Regions from separate parts of the Mus musculus genome. Here regions 2 and 3 are each linked to region 1. The links are chromatin loops, found by intact Hi-C in ENCODE. Cell type or tissue: left cerebral cortex. All regions are shown on one strand. Each heading gives the region's core, and the rest is flanking DNA. Links, peaks and the distances in the headings are about the cores only. Region 1 overlaps Tma7-ps (translational machinery associated 7 homolog (S. cerevisiae), pseudogene). Region 2 overlaps Slamf1 (signaling lymphocytic activation molecule family member 1). Region 3 overlaps Slamf1 (signaling lymphocytic activation molecule family member 1).

Evidence for each region. Peaks named below come from ENCODE experiments on the same cell type or tissue, not always from the same donor. Only the 100,000 strongest peaks of a DNase experiment are listed, where the experiment ranks them.
Region 2: a loop joins it to region 1, with 10 times the contacts of the local background. A loop is called at or near these places in 2 of 42 quality-filtered maps.
Region 3: it touches region 1 in a loop (2.9-fold over the local background); 2 of 42 quality-filtered maps call a loop at or near these places.

What each region holds. Positions count from the first base shown.
Region 1 is chr1:171,711,273-171,717,351 of GRCm38, forward strand. Tma7-ps (translational machinery associated 7 homolog (S. cerevisiae), pseudogene) reads left to right here. Exons shown (of 1, transcript NM_001372440.1): 1 at 1-257. The coding sequence ends at 10. Among named protein-coding and RNA genes, the nearest start is that of Tma7-ps, 3.2 kb to the left of the region's middle. In left cerebral cortex, for the core only: a CTCF peak has its summit at 2,916 (motif pointing left); DNase peaks (open chromatin) are centred at 2,662 and 4,330; H3K27ac peaks cover 237 bases.
Region 2 is chr1:171,772,897-171,778,975 of GRCm38, forward strand. It overlaps Slamf1 (signaling lymphocytic activation molecule family member 1), which reads left to right. Exons shown (of 7, transcript NM_013730.4): 2 at 1,887-2,228; 3 at 4,186-4,482. Among named protein-coding and RNA genes, the nearest start is that of Slamf1, 8.8 kb to the left of the region's middle. In left cerebral cortex, for the core only: no CTCF peak of the experiment used is centred there; DNase peaks (open chromatin) are centred at 713, 1,021, 2,172, 3,093 and 1 more place; H3K27ac peaks cover 1,885 bases.
Region 3 is chr1:171,785,617-171,791,695 of GRCm38, forward strand. Slamf1 (signaling lymphocytic activation molecule family member 1) reads left to right here. Exons shown (of 7, transcript NM_013730.4): 4 at 2,324-2,419. Among named protein-coding and RNA genes, the nearest start is that of Slamf1, 22 kb to the left of the region's middle. In left cerebral cortex, for the core only: a CTCF peak has its summit at 2,353; DNase peaks (open chromatin) are centred at 3,005, 3,487, 5,308 and 5,405; H3K27ac peaks cover 3,012 bases.

The sequences.
Region 1 (6,079 bases), core at 451-5,450:
CAAAAAGTAAGCTGTTCCTCACATCTGGGGTGATAGTGACCCTCCTCTTCCATTCCTATTTAAACATCTGGATTCCCTGCCATAGCATCTTTGCCACCTACAGCTAGAATGAAGTGTTATCCTGTGCCCAGTCAAACATCTGGATTCCCTGTCATAACATCTTTGCCATGTAATAGCTAGAATGAAATGTTATCCTGAAGCCTGTTGTACATTGTAATAAACTTTTGTAAAAAAAAAAATGAATAAAGTAAATAATGCAATGAAAAAAAAAAAAACCCAAATACTACTGGTTTCAAGGGGGGGAAAAAAACTAATGATAAGATGACTCCTAAGGATATTCTGCTATACTCATAGATCAGTTCCTTATTTAGTCATCCTTAGAAAAGCTTCCTCTGGAAGCAAACTAGAACAGAAATAGAGATAGCCAGAGAGGAGAGGAGAGGGGAGGCAGAGGAAAGGGAGAGGGGAGGGAGAGGAATTTTACTTGGTGTTTTTCTTTGCCACTTTCAATAGTCTTTATTTGTTCTCTTTGTATAGTGTTTTGATTATTATGTATAGAAAGGGATTTTCTTTTCTGTTCTAATCTTTTTCGTGTTCTCTACACTTCTTGTACTTTGATGTACATCTTTAGGAAAATTTCCTATGATTTTGTTGAAAATAACTTTTGGGCCTTTGAGATGGGTTTCTTTTCCTAACTCTATTCCCATTATTCTTAGATTTGATCATAGTGTCCCGGGTCTCTTGAATATTTGGTGAAGTGGAAACTTCTAGTTTCTTTGGAAATTTAGTAGGTGAAATATGTTTTGCTGGGGCACACAGGTGAAAGGATTCTTGCTAAAGCAGACAGGTACGTGAAAGGACACTTGATGAAGGAATATAAATATGACCCCACAGACAGTGGGAGACAAGCACTGAGCATTGGTTTGGTTTGCTCCACCTCACTGTTCTTTACGCTGACATTGAGAGAAGCTTATCCGAGAACTGCTCGTGAGGTTCCTGTAGCAGTCTGCTGCTTCTGCGGCCTCACCTCAGGCTGGTTGGTGCGCCTAATGGTTCCTTCAGGATTGAACTACAACGGCTGGTTCGTGCTGAAAGGACTGGACTGTAGCTGCCAGTTCATGCCTGGTGTCTGCCTGCCTAGAGGACTGGTCTGCAGCTGCTGAGTCGTATTTGGTGTTTGCTATGGGACAGAACTGCTGTCCAAGAAGACTGAGCTTGCCTCAAAGAACTATGGCTGAATCGGTCCACTTCTCCCACATCCTAATAACTTTTCTCTTCCACTACCTCTGCTGAGTGGTGGGATAGAGCCCTCCTTATTAAGGATTGAGCCCTTATTAAAAGTAGGTTGCAAAAAAATTATTCTTACAACTTTGTCAAGAGTATTTCCTTTGACTGATATATCCATTTCTATCATATCTTCAACATCTGAGATTCCCTCTTCCATCTCTTGTAATCTGTTGGTTAAGCCTGCCTCTGTAGTTCTTGTTCAAATTGCTAAATGATTCATTTCCAGAATGACCTCAGTTTGGGTTTTCTTGATTGATTCTATTTCCGTTTCTGGGTCTTGAATAGTTTTATCCATTTCCTTCCACTGTCTGTGTCTTCCTTGGTTTCTTTAAAAGGAATTTACTCAGGATCTCTACCTTCTTTCCTTGTGCCTCAGCTATGTTGAAATATTCAGGGCCTGCTGTGATAAGGTTGTTGGAATCCAGTGGAGACACATTGTCCTGGATGTTATTTATTGTATTTTATGCAGGTATCTGGATACCTGGGATTGAGATGATTATAGATTTAGGTGCTGATTTCTGTTTTTTGGTTTGGTTTGGGTTTTTTTGGGGGAGGGGGGTGAATCATTCCTTGATTTCTGTTTCCTTTGTGGATTTTAGGAGAATATAATGGCTGTGTGTTGTCTGATAGGAAGATTTCTGTGGACCTAAAGCTCCCCCAGCCCCAGGACTATTTATTCACTTATTTGCCTACTGATTCACTCCTGAGACTGATCACAAAGATCCAACTACCAAAACACCAAGGTCCAGCAATCAAAATTCATTATTTGGTTACCCCTGGCTAACATGTCCAATCAGGACTTACCAACTCATCTCAACACAGACTTTCCCCTTTTCTCTTCAAAAACCACTCCTGCAAAAACACCTGCTGATGTCTTTGCTGGTCCAGAGGCAGCCCCCACCTTCATCCCTCCTCCAGGGTGATAAATCTCCTTTGTACTGACAATTTGTCTGTGTGTGTTCTGTGCTGACTCTGGGATCTTCGCTTCCCTTTTCTACACACTTGATTGTCAAAGTCTGTGCTACTTGCTCACCAAACTATGTTATTTTTTCTTTAGTCATCAGAAAAATGTCTTTTTTTTTCCTTTGCATCAGCTTTAGTCATGTGGTTGCTTCTAATCAACAAAAAATGTGACATTGATGTGGCAGTCTGGGAAACAGAATGACATAATGCAAGGAACAGGTTGGTTGGAGAGCACCTACCTCATCTACACCGCAAATACAAGCAAGAAAACTTGGACTTTGTTTGGTACCAGAAGTTGGCATATACTGCTCAAGATAGCTGCTCTCTCCCCCTCAGCCCAGCCCACAGTTCCTTCCCAACCTCAGATCTCAGCAGACTGACTTCTTCAATTGGATTATCCCAGCCTCCTTAAGGCAGCAGATGGCCTCCTTCAATTGGGCTAACTCAGCCTCCTGTCTAGATGTAGCACCCTTTTCTCACCCCCAGTTTTCCTGATGGGAGAGGAGGAATGGAATGACAAGGCACACTTTGGGGAAAATGGTAATGAGAACAGAAGTGCCTTTTTATATCACAAATGAGCATGTGCCTCAGATGCTCTCTAAGAACTACATCTCTACCCATTCTAATATCTTGGAAATCTGAGGTAGATTTGTACCTTAGATGGCCCAGATCACAAGCATCAGCCCTTGCCTGCCCTCTCCTGGGCTCATCCTATACAGGATTTCTGATCCTCAATACAAAATAAGAATGTGAGCCTCTTGTTTAAAATGCAGGGAAAAGGTACCATTTAAAGTCTAAATTACAAAATGTTCCTTTTATTCTGCAGTTTATACTTGAGATATTTTTACATTCCCTACTTAATATAGTTATCAATAAAACATTAAATTTTAAATCTATCATAAATTTTACTGTGTATATCATAATGCTGGTTTTAAATGTAAACAGAAGAACATCTAGTTTATTCATGAAATCATTTAAATTACTGGTTTATATTTTCTAGTTTATATATACATTTGTGTTTTACAATAAAATTGTAAATGTTAACCAAAACCAAAACGAAACGCCCCTCAAATTGCTACCTCCCAAAGCCCACTACACTTTATACATAATAATCAATAAAGGCACGTGGTTTCTAGAATGGGGTTGATTTAACCTCACTTGATCATAAATGTACTTACTCCCTTATACTGTGAGCCCACTAGAATGCTGTGTACAGGGGATGGATACTGTATAATGTGAATGAGACAACACCTTTCATGTATTTCTTCCTCTAAAATGCATGCTCTACTATCCTAATGAATGAATATGTGTCAACACACACACACACACACACACACACACACACACACACACACACACACACACACACACGTAAGTTGAAATGATTGGGAACTTACAGGGGACAGCAACAGAGCACTAACTCAAGTGCAGCATTCCTCTGAACATGAGGTCGTATCTGACATGCTCATTATAGGCTCTCATGCATAGCAACAATGCAGGAGGTACCTCATGGACACAGGTGTATTGTCCTCATTAGCAACTGTCAAACTGACATGGGGGGGGGGGCAGCCCAGGGGTGAGGTTCTTCTTTCTTTTCAGTTCTTCTTGAGGCAGCGGAGGGGGAAGAGCATAGGCGGAGGGTAAGACGGAGGGTAAGACTGTCTTACAAGAAACTTAGGGTTGCTATGTAATAAAAGGTTTACTTATCTAAGTCTAAGTCACTATGCTGTTGTAGCTGACCTGCCTTCTGTCTTCCTCTGAGGCCAGAAACTGCAGTCTCAGGCACTTAGCACCCCATCCTAAAACAGCACATTAAGTAAAGGATTCATTGCTAGAGCCTTTTCCCTATTGTCCAGATGCCTCTTGCTTCTTGGGCTAGGGTGGAAGTTTGGAGCAATAAACTTCTATTGAACCAGGAGAAGAGAATAACACTCGCAGAAGGAAAGAGTTTTACATACACGAACATGCATAATCTTACATAAATTCATATTCAGCTTCATTCATGCTCATTTATTCATTTATACATTTCCATTCAAACTTAGTTGGGCCCAGCTTGCATGCATTCTCACAATTACATACTTACACATCCATACTTACATATGCATATGGAGCAAAAGACCAAAATAGACCAAGCACCAGTGCAGAAAGAACTCATTCATTCTAGATGAAAAATGAGCTTCAGTTTCTATTACATAGAGAAAAAAGGCTTCTACCCTTTTAATGCTAAATGAATTAAACCCATGTTTGTAAGAAAAAAAGCTTTGTTTCTTTTAATAAGAATAAGTCTGCCTTGTCCTTTCCATGGGACCTGTTCTGTCCATGATAAGGAGAAGCCTGCCTGCTCCTTCTGCTCTCTGCAGCATCTTCTTTTTTTTTCCCTCTTTCCCTCTGCATTCTGCACATTGCTTTCTTAGTATTTTATGTTACCTATAGTTTCTAAGTTATTCCACTCTGCATTCTCCTTCTAATCTAAAAAGTATCCTGTCTAAAACTTCTCCTCAGTTCAGTTCCTCTCTCAGCTCAGTTCTTCTCACCTCCATTCCTCTCACCTCAGTCCCTCAGTTCTTTGTCCTCAGTCCTTAAACATCTTTCAGAATACATGATCACATGTTAAAAAGTTCACACACAAAATCAAATCATAAATTGAAATAGAAGTTTACAACAGAGAATGTTTACATGCATATCCATTAGGAGTGATTATCTAGCTAAACATCGATCACCTGTCTCAGTTCCACAGGTTCACTGAAGGTTTAAAACCATAACTAAGTTATAAAGTGAAGTTTTGTATAGATAAACCCAGTTGATATTTTATCTTCTGTCCTAGCACCTATAATAAATCATTAGTCCCCCCTTTATGACCTTTGGTTAATTGTTTTACAACCTCTTGGAATGTGCTCTAAATAGAAGGAAGTCTGGCTACTATCTAAGAGCAATTAACTGGTGACACTTGAAAGACTGGCAGAGTTCTTATCACAGTTTTGACTATCAGAAAAAGATCTAATAGTAGCCCCACTATAAATAAGCTTAATAATCACTGAAATAATTTTAGGAATTCTTACAGGATCATTATAAAGACTTAAGTCATCTATTTGTCTATATAGCATCACCATAAGATAGTACATCTTCATGGATCTGCAGAGATCTGCTCCAAAGGGGTATGCTATTACTTAGTTATTATTATATATGTTGAATAATAACAGGAAAAGCATATTAATAGCAGGAATCTTTCCTAAAGTGAATCCCTTACAGCCTTGCTCAATAAGGGCACACCTGTCGCAGATTATATAATAATCCAAAGCAGGCCATTTCAGGAAGATCACCTGCTAGTTATTAGCTTGTCCCATTATGGTTCCTGACACTGATACAACCAAGAATCTCACCTGAAAGGGAGTCTAAGTTGAGAAATTGTCTTTATCAGGCTGGCCTGTGGTCTTGCTTGTGAGAGACTGTTTTTCTTGACAATTGATGAGGGTGGGCCCAGCCCACTGTGACAGTACAATTCCTTTTTTTTTAAATTAGGTATTTTCTTCACTTACATTTCCAATAGTCCCCCACTCCCTTACCCACCCACTCCCACTTCCTAGCCCTGGCGTTCCCATGTATTGAGGCATATAAAGTTTGCAAGATCAATGGGCCTCTCTTTCCAATGATGGCCGACTAGGCCAACTTCTGATACATATGCAGCTGGAGACACAAGCTCTGGGGGGTACTGGTCAGTTCATATTGTTGTTCCACCTATAGGGTTGCAGACCCCTTTAGCTCCTTGGGTACTTTCTCTAGCTCCTCCATTGGGGGCCCTGTGATCCATTCAATAGCTGACTGTGAGCTT
Region 2 (6,079 bases), core at 291-5,290, 61 kb after region 1:
AGATTAAAAACAATAGAAAGAAAAACCTAAATCAGACATGGTTTAAAGGATCACTGTGTCCGAGGTATAAAGGCTGGGAGATTAGCTGGCAGAGTGGTAGCAGCTAGGCCTGTGGTGACGGTGTCAGGAAGGAATAGGTGGCAAGGACTTCTGTGTTGGATCAACTTGAGAATTAGAGCCAGCAGGATTTTCTGTCAAGACTAAATGTGGAGTAGGAGAAAGGACAGGTTCAAGGGTCCTCCAGTGTTCTTGGCCTGAGAAACTGGATGATCTGTCATGCCTGAGCAGAGTTCTTTGCTAACGTTGGACGCTATTTAAACTTCCAAGTGCCCATCTATGTAGGTGGTGGAGTCTACAGTGAAAGGATTAGCGATGGTCTACAACTGTAAATATTGCAGTTATGTCACACTGTGGAGCTAAATGAGAAATGAGGTGTAGATAAGGAAAAGAAGGAAACCTGAGCCCGACCATGCTCTGATACTTAGAGATCTCAAAGAACACAAGTTTCCCCTAAGGAAACTAAGAACGATAAAAGAAGAAAAACAAAAAAGCAAGTCATGGAAGTGTAGTATCTTGGGGACCAAATGCAGACCATGTTTAACAGAGGGGTGATGAACTACACCATGGGTTCCTGAGAAACACGCAAGGCAACGATGGAGAATTAACAGACTTGGCTCAGTGTGACAGACTGACAAGCGTGATCCTATGAGAATTTGGAAGAAGAGTTGTCTGGAGTGGATACAGGGAAAATTGGGTCAGGAAGTAAACGCAGAAAACATAAATAGATGTGCAAGAACCTTCCAAAAAGAAAATGAAAATAACCAAGTGACTAAGGATAGACCTGGGGTGGGAGGAGAATTTCTCTCTCTCTCTCTCTCTCTCTCTCTCTCTCTCTCTCTCTCTCTCTCTCTCTCTCTCTCTCTCTCAGATAAGGGCAATTAACTGTTTGTATGTATGTGTGTGTTGGTGGAAGAATTCCAGGAGGCATCGGTAGTGCAGGGCTTGGCTCCGGAGGCAAAGCCTGAAAGCCTGAGAGTACTTCTCTAGGGAAGATACTAGTCTTGGATGGGAGCACGGGTCAGTCCTCCAGGTAGATTGGCTGGTTGGGATCTCCATAGATTGAAATCTGCTTTTGGTTTCTTCTCTATTTTTTTCTTTTCAGTGAATCAGAAAGGGAGGCAACCCCTGGGAGAGGAGGCAGGAGGGTTCAGGGTTAGGCTGCGGCTTTGAAAGAAGCAGAGGTATTAAATGCTCAGCACTAGAATCCCTGAGAGTGGTTTGAAAGAGCTTTGAGTTTTCGTTGGGGTTTTCCCCCCCTGTTCTTGTTGGTTCAGCATTTTTAAACAAGGGAAACAAAATAATCTCTTGTCCTTACCATTATTAACAATCGGGGATTGTTGGAGAAGCAAGATTCCAGTTTGGGCACAAAGAGCATCTCCGTCCTAGTTCTCACAGGCCTCAGACCCTTCTCTGCTTCTTCTCACCTGACTTGATGCTTCCAGGCTCCTCCTCACTGTCACTGCTCTTCACCCTGCATATTGAACCTTGGCAGAGAATTTACAGCCTAAGGTTCCAGTCTCTGACTCTGGCGCTCACTACTGTCACTTTAAGGAAGTCACTCACTTTACCTCTGTTGTCTGTGCCTTCGCTGTTCAGTCCGAGTTGAGAGAACCCTGGTATTCATGATTTGAGGATTTCCACTGGATGCTCTGAGATACTGAAGTTTACAGTTAGGATCCTAGTGGGAATCCTGGTAGACCACCACCTGACAATATGATATCGTTCAGGAAGTAAGCAGAGTCTCAGTCTGTCTTTCTCTATCCTCAACATAACAAATGTCTCCAGATCTTCCATCATAAGTAATTGTCTTCCCGTCCTTCCCTCAGGTGGAGGTGTGATGGATTGCCCAGTGATTCTCCAGAAGCTGGGACAGGACACGTGGCTGCCCCTGACGAATGAACATCAGATAAATAAGAGCGTGAACAAAAGTGTCCGCATCCTCGTCACCATGGCGACGTCCCCAGGAAGCAAATCCAACAAGAAAATTGTGTCTTTTGATCTCTCTAAAGGGAGCTATCCAGATCACCTGGAGGATGGCTACCACTTTCAATCAAAAAACCTGAGCCTGAAGATCCTCGGGAACAGGCGGGAGAGTGAAGGATGGTACTTGGTGAGCGTGGAGGAGAACGTTTCTGTTCAGCAATTCTGCAAGCAGCTGAAGCTTTATGGTAAAAATGGGAATTTTTGTACTTAGCACAGGAGGGCCTAGAAGGTTCTCAGTCCCAGAGTTCAGGCCGTTCCCAGAAGTAGGATGTCTGGAATTGGAAGCAACTTGAAAGATCTGGTCTAACAGGTATTTAAGTTTAAGGGAAGCACTTTGACAAACAGACCTTTATGGCTTTTTCTTCCCATTGGTGGAAGCTGATTTGATTCCTGTTTTGAAAGAGAGGGAGCCTGCTGTGTGGAGGCCAAAGGACTAGCTTAGTTTGCATATTATTTTTTTAAATAAAAATACACACAGACACACACACACACACACATATTTATTTATCAAGCTTGACTTTTACAAAGTTTGACTACAACTGAACAGACCCACCTCCTCTTTCATTTGCCAGGGAGCCAGACTCCAGTGGCAAGCGATTTCACATGTGCTTGCTCACACATATGTGGGATGTTTGCTACAGCAGAGGTTCTGAGGGTAAAGAGAGCTGATAGTACACCCACAGGCACTTCACCAAGTCCCAGAGCCTTGGGGGGGGTAGGGGTTCCACCTACACTGCGAAAGAAACACCTCTCTTCTCACTTGAACCAGGATCTGCTTACATAGTTATTTAGTTGTGGACCGGTAGAACCTACATTTTGGCTGAATACAGGACTTGTCTGAGCCCCTTTAACCTCCACTCCTGTCCTTGAAGACACCTACAGTTCCTACCCCTTAGGCCCTGAGGCCTGTCTGCTTTCCAAGGCTTCCTGACAGCTGTGTGGAGACTTCTTTCAAAAGGATGTTTTACATCTCCAAGGATGGGATGGGAGTTCACAGCCAGCATATTATTGGAAGCTGTAGCTTTCTAGGAGAGAAAGAAGAACATCTTGGCTCTCTCCTGCCCCAGCACGTTCCTCCAGCAAACAGAGAATGCAGAGCTCCCATAGCCATCTGCTGAGTGTGCGTGGAGGCTGCACATCATGTGTTTTTTAAATAACGTAAATATTATATAATCTGTCCTTTTGTTCTTATGAGTTTACTGAGTTCGTCACACCTTATATAATCAGCTGGGTGTGTTGGGAAGTGCTGTCTCTACAACCAGGATTTTCTTTGAGGAAAGAGAGAGAGACAGAGAGAGACAAAAAGAGAGAGACAGAGGCTGATTTCTGAATCAGACTAAGGTATTTATCTCAGCCTGGCCACTTAGAAGTTACATAGTCATTCAAGTCATGCTGTTTCTCTGAAGACTCAGTTTTCTCACCTACAAAATGGGAATAATTATTTTTAGTTGTAATAGTTGAGAGAAGTAATACCAGTGATGTGCTGATTCTGTAGTAGTTGAGTTAAACATATAAACGGCTCCTCCCTTTTTACCTTGCCTGTCTCATGGCATTGGAATTGTATGATTGATAGGACTTGTAGCTAAGATTAAAAACCCTACCACTGCTTTAGACCCAGAAAGCCCGTGCCTCCCCCCACCCCATGCACATGCAGGCAGGCATGCACATGCACGCGCGCACGTGTGCACACACACACAAGCACACACTCGAGTACACACACATACACACAGGCACGCGTGCATACACGCACACACATGCCTGATGAAAGGCGACCATTGGAAGCTCGTGCTTCTAGCTCACTGTCTAGGATGTTGTACTTACTCATAAGCCAGTCAAAACCTATCTTATTCCTGATAGAATGAGGCAGAGCAATCTAGACGGTGAACACCAGGAGAGGCATGCAGTATCCTGACAGTATTAGCAGAAGGGAACTATCAGCCAGATGAGTCTCTGTTCTATCAAAAGAGGCTTCTAGAACGAGCAGCACGGGCTGAGGGATGATCTGTGCAGCGACAACTCACACTTAATGTTTCTAGGGAGGGGAAAGTGACATTTGGCTAGACTTTCTTTGCACAAATAAGTCAGCCAACAGTTCCGGGACCTTTGTTTCAGTGATGGTTCCCTTGTTCCTCCTCCCGACAGAACAGGTCTCCCCTCCAGAGATTAAAGTGCTAAACAAAACCCAGGAGAACGAGAATGGGACCTGCAGCTTGCTGTTGGCCTGCACAGTGAAGAAAGGGGACCATGTGACTTACAGCTGGAGTGATGAGGCAGGCACCCACCTGCTGAGCCGAGCCAACCGCTCCCACCTCCTGCACATCACTCTTAGCAACCAGCATCAAGACAGCATCTACAACTGCACCGCAAGCAACCCTGTCAGCAGTATCTCTAGGACCTTCAACCTATCATCGCAAGCATGCAAGCAGGAATCCTCCTCAGGTGATCACTGGGTTACCTCATCAATGGCAAATCCACTGCTAACTAGTCCTATAGCTCTGCTTCAACAGCTAAGCCTTGCCCATGATATTTCATGTTGACTTTATATTGTCAAAGCCTCCAGGTACATTCAACAAGGGTGCTTCCATGTTGGCCCTAGGTGGCATTTTATTACATTTGATTCACAGATAAGGAACAAACAGGGAAGGAGGGGGGACCCAGAATCTGAGCCAGACTCAGGTCTCCAAGGGCAAGACGAGAGTGCCTTGGGTCCAGTGTTCAAGGATATGTAGGAAAGGGACTGCAGGTTGCAGGTCCTAAGTCCTACATCCATGCTCGGTTATGATGAGCTAGTCCTTTGCCATCAGTACATACTTCCCTATTGGTGTTCTGGACTGTCAATAAGTACTTATGCTGCAAGAGAGGGGAGTCTGATCTCTGCACCTCAGCAATGCATTGTAAATATAAGATATGAGACCTTCACTCAATAATGATGTACAGGCTATAAGGGAGGGGCTCATGCTATGAATGGACTGTGAATCTTAGAGCCAGTTAGAGGACCGGAGAAATCAGAGTGATACTGGCAAGGCCTCGTTGGTTCACAATAAATTTGCCAGGCAGGCGCTTATACCAGCTTCATTTTACAGATGAGGAACTTGAAGTTCACAGAACTTAAGTATCTCTTCAAGCTTCTTCAATTTCAACTAATGGAATGAATACCTAAACTTAAATAGGTTTTAAGTAGGTTTTCTCCTTTCCGGGGTAGAAAGCATTGTTGCTCTGTTAGAGGAAAATGCTGATTACATAAGCCAGTCTAACCACAAAGATACAGAATAGACCACTGCTCTCTTGTGCCAGGCTGTGTGATTCTGTACAAGAAGGTTCAGGGAGAGCCCCAAAAGGCATTTCTTACACCCTGACCTTGTCCTTTCTGGGGAATGGAGCAAGAATCACCCCAAGGAGACTCCAACCGGAATAGCTAATTCCATGGGGATGGGTGGGGAGAGAGGAGCGGGGACTGTAGCTACAGTATGTGTTCATCATAGCACTTCCTGTGACAGAGATTTCCCACCGCCTCCCTCCCCCAGAAGACTCTCAGATAGGAAATACCCCTCCTGTACCCCAGAATATTCCTTTGAATTCTGTCATGAACCTAATGTGGCCATGTCATGGAAATAGTCAATCATCTCTCTACTTTCTAAATGTGGCCCACAGACCTTGTGTAGGCTCTTCTATCCAGGCCCCCGCTGCCCACAGTCATTCAGAGCATCCTGGCAAAACCAAGCAAACAGTGCTGTAGAGTGGGAAGCTTCCAGAATATGATCCTAGGGGTCTCTTTCTAATTACAGTCATGAAAAAGCTCAGCTTTCTTGGAGACATTTATTCTTCATCGATAACAGACAGCAGACAGGCTTTGATTGTTCCCTACATACTACCTGCATGTCCAGTACATCACCAACCCTCACAGAAATCAAATACTATAGTTAGTATGAACATCTTCATACTATGAATGAAGTAAAGAAAACCAATGAAAGGCTTGAGTGAGATCGTACACAGAGCCAGTGGGAGAACCTAGCTCTCTGGTACTGAAATCCTCATA
Region 3 (6,079 bases), core at 467-5,466, 74 kb after region 1:
ATGGCTGGATCGCCTCTCATATCTGGCTGAAGCCAGTCCCTTATGTCATAGGAGACAGGGAACAGAGTGATTTCATCCTCCTGAGATGCAGGAAAGAAAGGCATGAGCCTTAAGTTCCCACACTGGAGCCTCAGCCTGTGCTGTTGTCTATGAATAGGTGATTAGTATGGCTGCCAGCAGGAGACCTGAGGAGGCAAGAAAGGTGGATTTGGCAGGCAAGTCTCCATGAAAGCCAGTTGTCTGTTATTTTCCAGTTTTAGAGGCATCACCTTGGTTTTTGGTCTTTTTTTTTTCTGTAAATCTCATATGAAATTCAGAAGAAATATTATTGTTGGGAATGATATAAGTGTTTGAGGTGTTTGTTCTTAAATTAGTGTTTGTTATAGACTTCCTCAAGATACATATATTAGAAGAAAGAGGAACTCAAAATAGGAAGTGATTTGCTGGACCAACACCTACGCTTTGTGCATGAAGCTCAGGCTGTGGTCTCTGCTTCTTACCTTGTACTGGGAAGCTTTCTCTGAGCATCCCTGGTACTGACAGCAATGAATCTGACCCAATTAGACTCATGGTCAGACTTTCATGCATGTACATACACAAAGAGTTCTTAGCCACCATACACTCTTCAGAGTGTCATGCAGATCACACACTGCCTTCCTCATTTTATGTGTTATATGAAGCCAACTCTCTGCTTATCCTTGGTTGTTCATTCATTCATTTATTTGTTTTCAAGGCGGGGGTGGGATGGGTCTTGCGCCACAGCCCTTGAACTTTCAGCCCTCCTATTCGAGCCTTCTGAGTGGCGGGACTGGAGGCATAAGCTGCCAGACCTAGCTTTTCTCCTTTTCTTGAGCAAGACTGTTGCCGTTGGTGTTTGGAAGGGTTAAAACATGGTTTACTTGAGGAAGAGAACTGTCACTGCATTGAGATGCCTTGTGACTAGCTATATGCAGAGCCTAGGAAGAAAAGAACTCTTTCAAGCCCAGAAGAACGCTTCTAGTAGCTTTTGGGCTGGAGCTTTTACCAGATTTCTGTCTATATTTTCATCAGTTCTCCAAATATCCAAATCATGCTTGTAATACACTTAGTTCTTCCTTTCAATTTCTGAATGGGTCCCTCAAAGATTCAACAACCAGGAAGTTTATATTTATATATATTTAGACTTCTGTGAAGGGCGTTTTTAAACCCCCATTTCCTTCACAATCAATTCTATACAGTGCCCCTACATATTAGTGTTAATGCCTGACACGGCATTTGTCTCGCTAGTACCACTGGAGATTAGTGCCATTACTTAGAAAGCTGGTACTTTGAGTGGGCTCACTGCCTGTTCTGAATCTAGGAGTCTCTCTAACTCCCAGGAAGCCTGTCTTGAATATTTGGTCATGTTTCCTCTCCTATTGCCAGCTCTAGCTCTTGACTTTCTTCATGATGTTTCCTTGCTTATAAAATGGAAATAATTCAAGTATTCACCCCTTACAATTGTTCTGATTAAATACATTACAAGATTTGCTATCAAAATCATGTGACTGTAAGTACTTACAGGTGCCCAATTTTATGTTAGTGAGCCATATATCTTGTTGAGACAAAGGCTGGTTTTACAAAGTGGTATACTTGGTTCAAAAGGATTAAGCACAGTGGCTGAAGTAGAGAGAAAGCTACAAAATTTGGCTATGTGATTTCAAACCTCAGTTAGCTTTGCTAATTTAGAATAGGGTAACAATTGCCAGGAAACATTACATGTGTTTCTTTTGGTTTGGGTCTGGTAGGTTCAACATAGTTATTTGCATTGAGAGGCAATAATAGCACTATTGTATTGATTTTTTTTTAAGAAGAAAAGCATATTTCCTCCCCCTCCCTCCGCCCCAGTTGTCTCATGGGAGTAGTTTGGGGCATAGGGACAAGTGCACGGGACCATCATATCCCTTTTACCAAAAATGGGCACATAATACATTAGAGATTTTAAAATGGAGGAGCAGGACAAGAGATTGGCTTAGGAGAGACACCAATATGCTATTTTTAGACAAGGAAAAAGAAAGCATTTTATTTAAAAACATCTTTGTGAAATTAGAAATGGGAGAGACAGGGCTAATAAGTAAAATGATGGTAAGGAGGTAGACATGGAAATCTTAATGCTTTAAAGCCATCTCTAAAGCCATGCAAACAAGCATCTCCCCAGGGAGACAGATACTGAAACAGAGGCTCCCCTCTTTTCCGGGTGGGGTGAGGCTCACTCCCTTCACTTCTGGGTGGAGTATTTTTAAACCCACAGTGCATTTGCTATTGACCTTTAACTGGTTTTTTTGTTTGTTTCTTTGTTTTTCAGAATCGAGTCCATGGATGCAATATACTCTTGTACCACTGGGGGTCGTTATAATCTTCATCCTGGTTTTCACGGCAATAATAATGATGAAAAGACAAGGTAGGCTGTCTTGTAAGAAGGGTCTTCTTACTGGGCTCAACAGTGGTAGGTGGAATAGATTTTATGCAAGCACAGACTCTTGTATACAGACAATAAGATCTTGTATGCTGTCACTCTATTCACAGGCTCAATCTTACTACTTTAGCTTTCTGGCTGGGAGCCCTGTGAAAAAGAATAAGATCCTCTTGAGATCTTGTCCAGTTCAGTGCAATTCTAGTCTCTTGAGATCCTGTACCAGCTTAAAGGAGTCGGTAGAGGAAAGAGCCACAAGTGTCTAATGTAGAAGACATTGTGCAGATAATTTAAACTCAGCACTGAAGTTTGACTTGTGCAGAAGGCTAAAGGAATCAAAACAGGAGGTACAGCACACTGAGATTTACCAGGGAACAGGATTCAGAGGACTCTTAGATCCAGCCATGAAACGTGTCCCCGGGTAGGCTAAAAGCAGCAAGACTGTGATTCTAAGTTTAAGCACTTTGTATTTCTTCCCAGTTATCCTGTGATTCACTATCTCAAGGCCATATGCCCCCTCAGCCTTACTGACTACCACCCATCTTGATCAGAGCATCCTGACTCAGAGGCCCTGGTTGGCCTTCCTTCAATAGAAGGCAGAACATGATGCTCTTCCCTTCTCGTTGCCGAGCAGATGGCTCATGTCATTCTGAAGCCCGTAAATGTCATCCACATACAGTCTTCTTAGAAAAGCCCTTACCTCAGCACCTTGATGTTGGTTTTGCTTATATAAGATGTCGATTGCAGCATAGCCACTTACCTCTATCTCATTTCCTCCAGCGAAAAGTTCGCTGAGGCGGTGGGGGCGGGGTGTGTTATTCAGATAAAAATTCTGTTGAGAGGTAAGGGTTTGGGAGTGGGTCTACTTAGCCTTAGTAGAAAACAGTGAGATAATGTTAAGGCTAAGAAAGCAGATGGAGTTTCCCCTCTAGGCCAGCTAGCGAAGCTATACTGTTTTCCAACACATTCCACACGGTGTTCTGCTCAGCACATGGCTGAACTCTAAGGGAGCAGTACTTCCCTTCCCCCCACACTCTAAAGCCCACTTCCACCCACCATCAAAACACATATCCACCTTTTTCAGGCATCATTATGCCTTGCAAACCTGTGCCAAAATCTACATTCAGTTGCTACGCCCTCCACAAAATATTGCTCAAGGGATTCTGTTGGCAATGTCTAGTGGTATCTGCTCCAAAATGCCTCCTGACTCTGAAGAGTTTTAGGTTGGTTCCCATCTCCAGGGGAATTTATGAGTTAAGAGTGTGGGCATTGGGTAGAGTGCAGTGAGACAAATCCATAGTAACAACTGCTTGCAAGTCTGAGGCAGGATGATCACTCCAACCCATGGGTTCTAGATCAGCCCTGAGCTACATAGTGAGACCCCATCCCCAAATAAGCCAATGAAAACGTGGGGCTTTGGCCTGAGACAGCATTCAAATGCACTTTGCCACCAATGAGCAGGGTAACCAAGCAAACTTCTCACCATCTGCAAAGCAAGGATATTATCCTCTTTGTGGTATTGCTGTGGTGACTGGCACAAACCAATACACAGCAGCACCATAGTGGTTTTCCTGCATGATGCATATGTATACGCATACATCTATAAACAGGCACATCTCTTGATGTGAGCAGGTAAATGTTTAAGTCTTAAGGCTAGCAGAGAACTATGCTGGAAGATTCTAGAAACAGTACTAACAGCGGGTCTAAAGTACTTGAAGCTACAGTCACATAAGACAACTTCTTAGACACACTTTTAATCCCATCACTCAGAAGGCAGAGGTAGGCAGATCTCTTGAGTTTGAAGCCAGCCTGATCTACAGAGTGCGTTCCAGAACAGGTGAGGCTACACAGAGAAACCCTGTCTCAAAAAATAAAAATTAAAAAGAAATATAAAGTCTCTCGTTTTACAACTACAGTATAACAATGCTAGTGCTACCTTTAAGGCTAAGGACTAGGGCTCAGGTCTTTTCCGTAACATCCTAAGACTTAGCTGACTTGGAGCCAAGTTGAGCTGGCTCCTGGAATTCTGTTTCAGAACTGAAAACGAGGAGGATGGAAGAAAGGGTGGGATGGAAGAGACAGAAAGAAAATCTAAATTATCTCGATTCAGTGGTCTTTTTGATCATTTGGGATTGTCCTACCAATTCTATATTTCGAGGAGAGAGCCTGCAAGGTTGAAAGTCACTAAAAACTTGAGTACAGTTTCAATTTGTACCCCTGACTGTACCTAAAGGGGACTGGACAAGTAGGTCTAACTTTGTAAACTCTAGTGGATTTAAAATGAAAGTATATCTTATAGAAATACTTTTTACCCTCCTCCTAGCCCCAACCCTTCTGAGAACCTATGATCCCTATCCTCCCATTCTTACTGTTCCATTCACTGTGTGTCTGCTAACTCTGACTCTCTCTCTCTCTCTCTCTCTCTCTCTCTCTCTCTCTCTCTCTCTCTTTCTCTGTGTCTGTCTCTATGTGGCTCTGTCTTTCTATCCTATCTGTCCCTGTCTGTCTCTTTCTGTATCTTTCTGTATGTGTCTGTCTGTCTGTCTTTCTGTTTCTTTCTATATCTCTCTGTATCTCTCTCTCTCTGTATCTCTCTCTCTCTCATACACACACACACACACACACACACACACACACACACACTATTCACTCATTCACTCATTGAGATTAGAACCATTGAGCATGCTATATCCACAGAGGAAAATCACCCACTGACTTCGCTAGAATTCCTTGAACTTCCCCAGTGACTGCCCATTGTTTCCTCACCAAGAACCACACCCGAGATCAGTTCTTCCACCACACTCACAGCACAAGACTAGGCATTTCTCTTCCAGCCTTCTTGGAGTGTACTTCTTGGAGCTATTCTCTCAGCGATAGGCTCCCAGCTTTTGAAGAGGATAAATTAATCGACTTTAGTAACTTTACTCTAAAAACGATGGCTTCTTCTGGGCTGAGCTTCCATATTCGGCCTAGATTTTGCAACAGTTCCCTGCTAGTCCTCCACAGGTCAGGCCTTCCCACATGCTCGCTAGTGCATGCTGCATGCAAGAGGAGCAGTTCACTGTTAGAAAAACTATACACAGCATGAAAAGCCAAAAAAGAGAAAAACCTATAAAATATAACCAATACTAAAACTGTACCACCCAGTATTTAAACAAATTACTATTAAGTAATAGTATCTCAGTTTCACTGTTCACACAGTTCAAGTACTCGCCTGCCACTTGTGACTATTAGCCTACGCAGAGGGACTATCGGTGTTGTCACAGAAAACACTATATTGCCCAAAGATGGACATACAGGAAGCCTTTTAATTGATTACTTCTGGGAATGAAATGGGGTTGGTTAATGAGGGAGAAGGAGTTATAAGTTATAAACTTATATGTTTCTATCCTACTTGAATCTTTATGGTGAGGAGTTTCTTTGTAACTTAAAATGAAAAATTGAAGTGTTGGCTAAGAACTAAAATGTTTAACAACTCATTAACGTACAGAGACCTCAGGCCTTGAGCTAGTTTTCTATGAGTGTAAGAGTGGCAATGCTGAGTTGTTTTCTGGACACTTCCAAGTGGATCATCTCCCTATGTCACCATCCCACACACACACAGCAAGCTCTCCAGAAATAGATAGAGCTGTGAGTGAAGACAGCTGG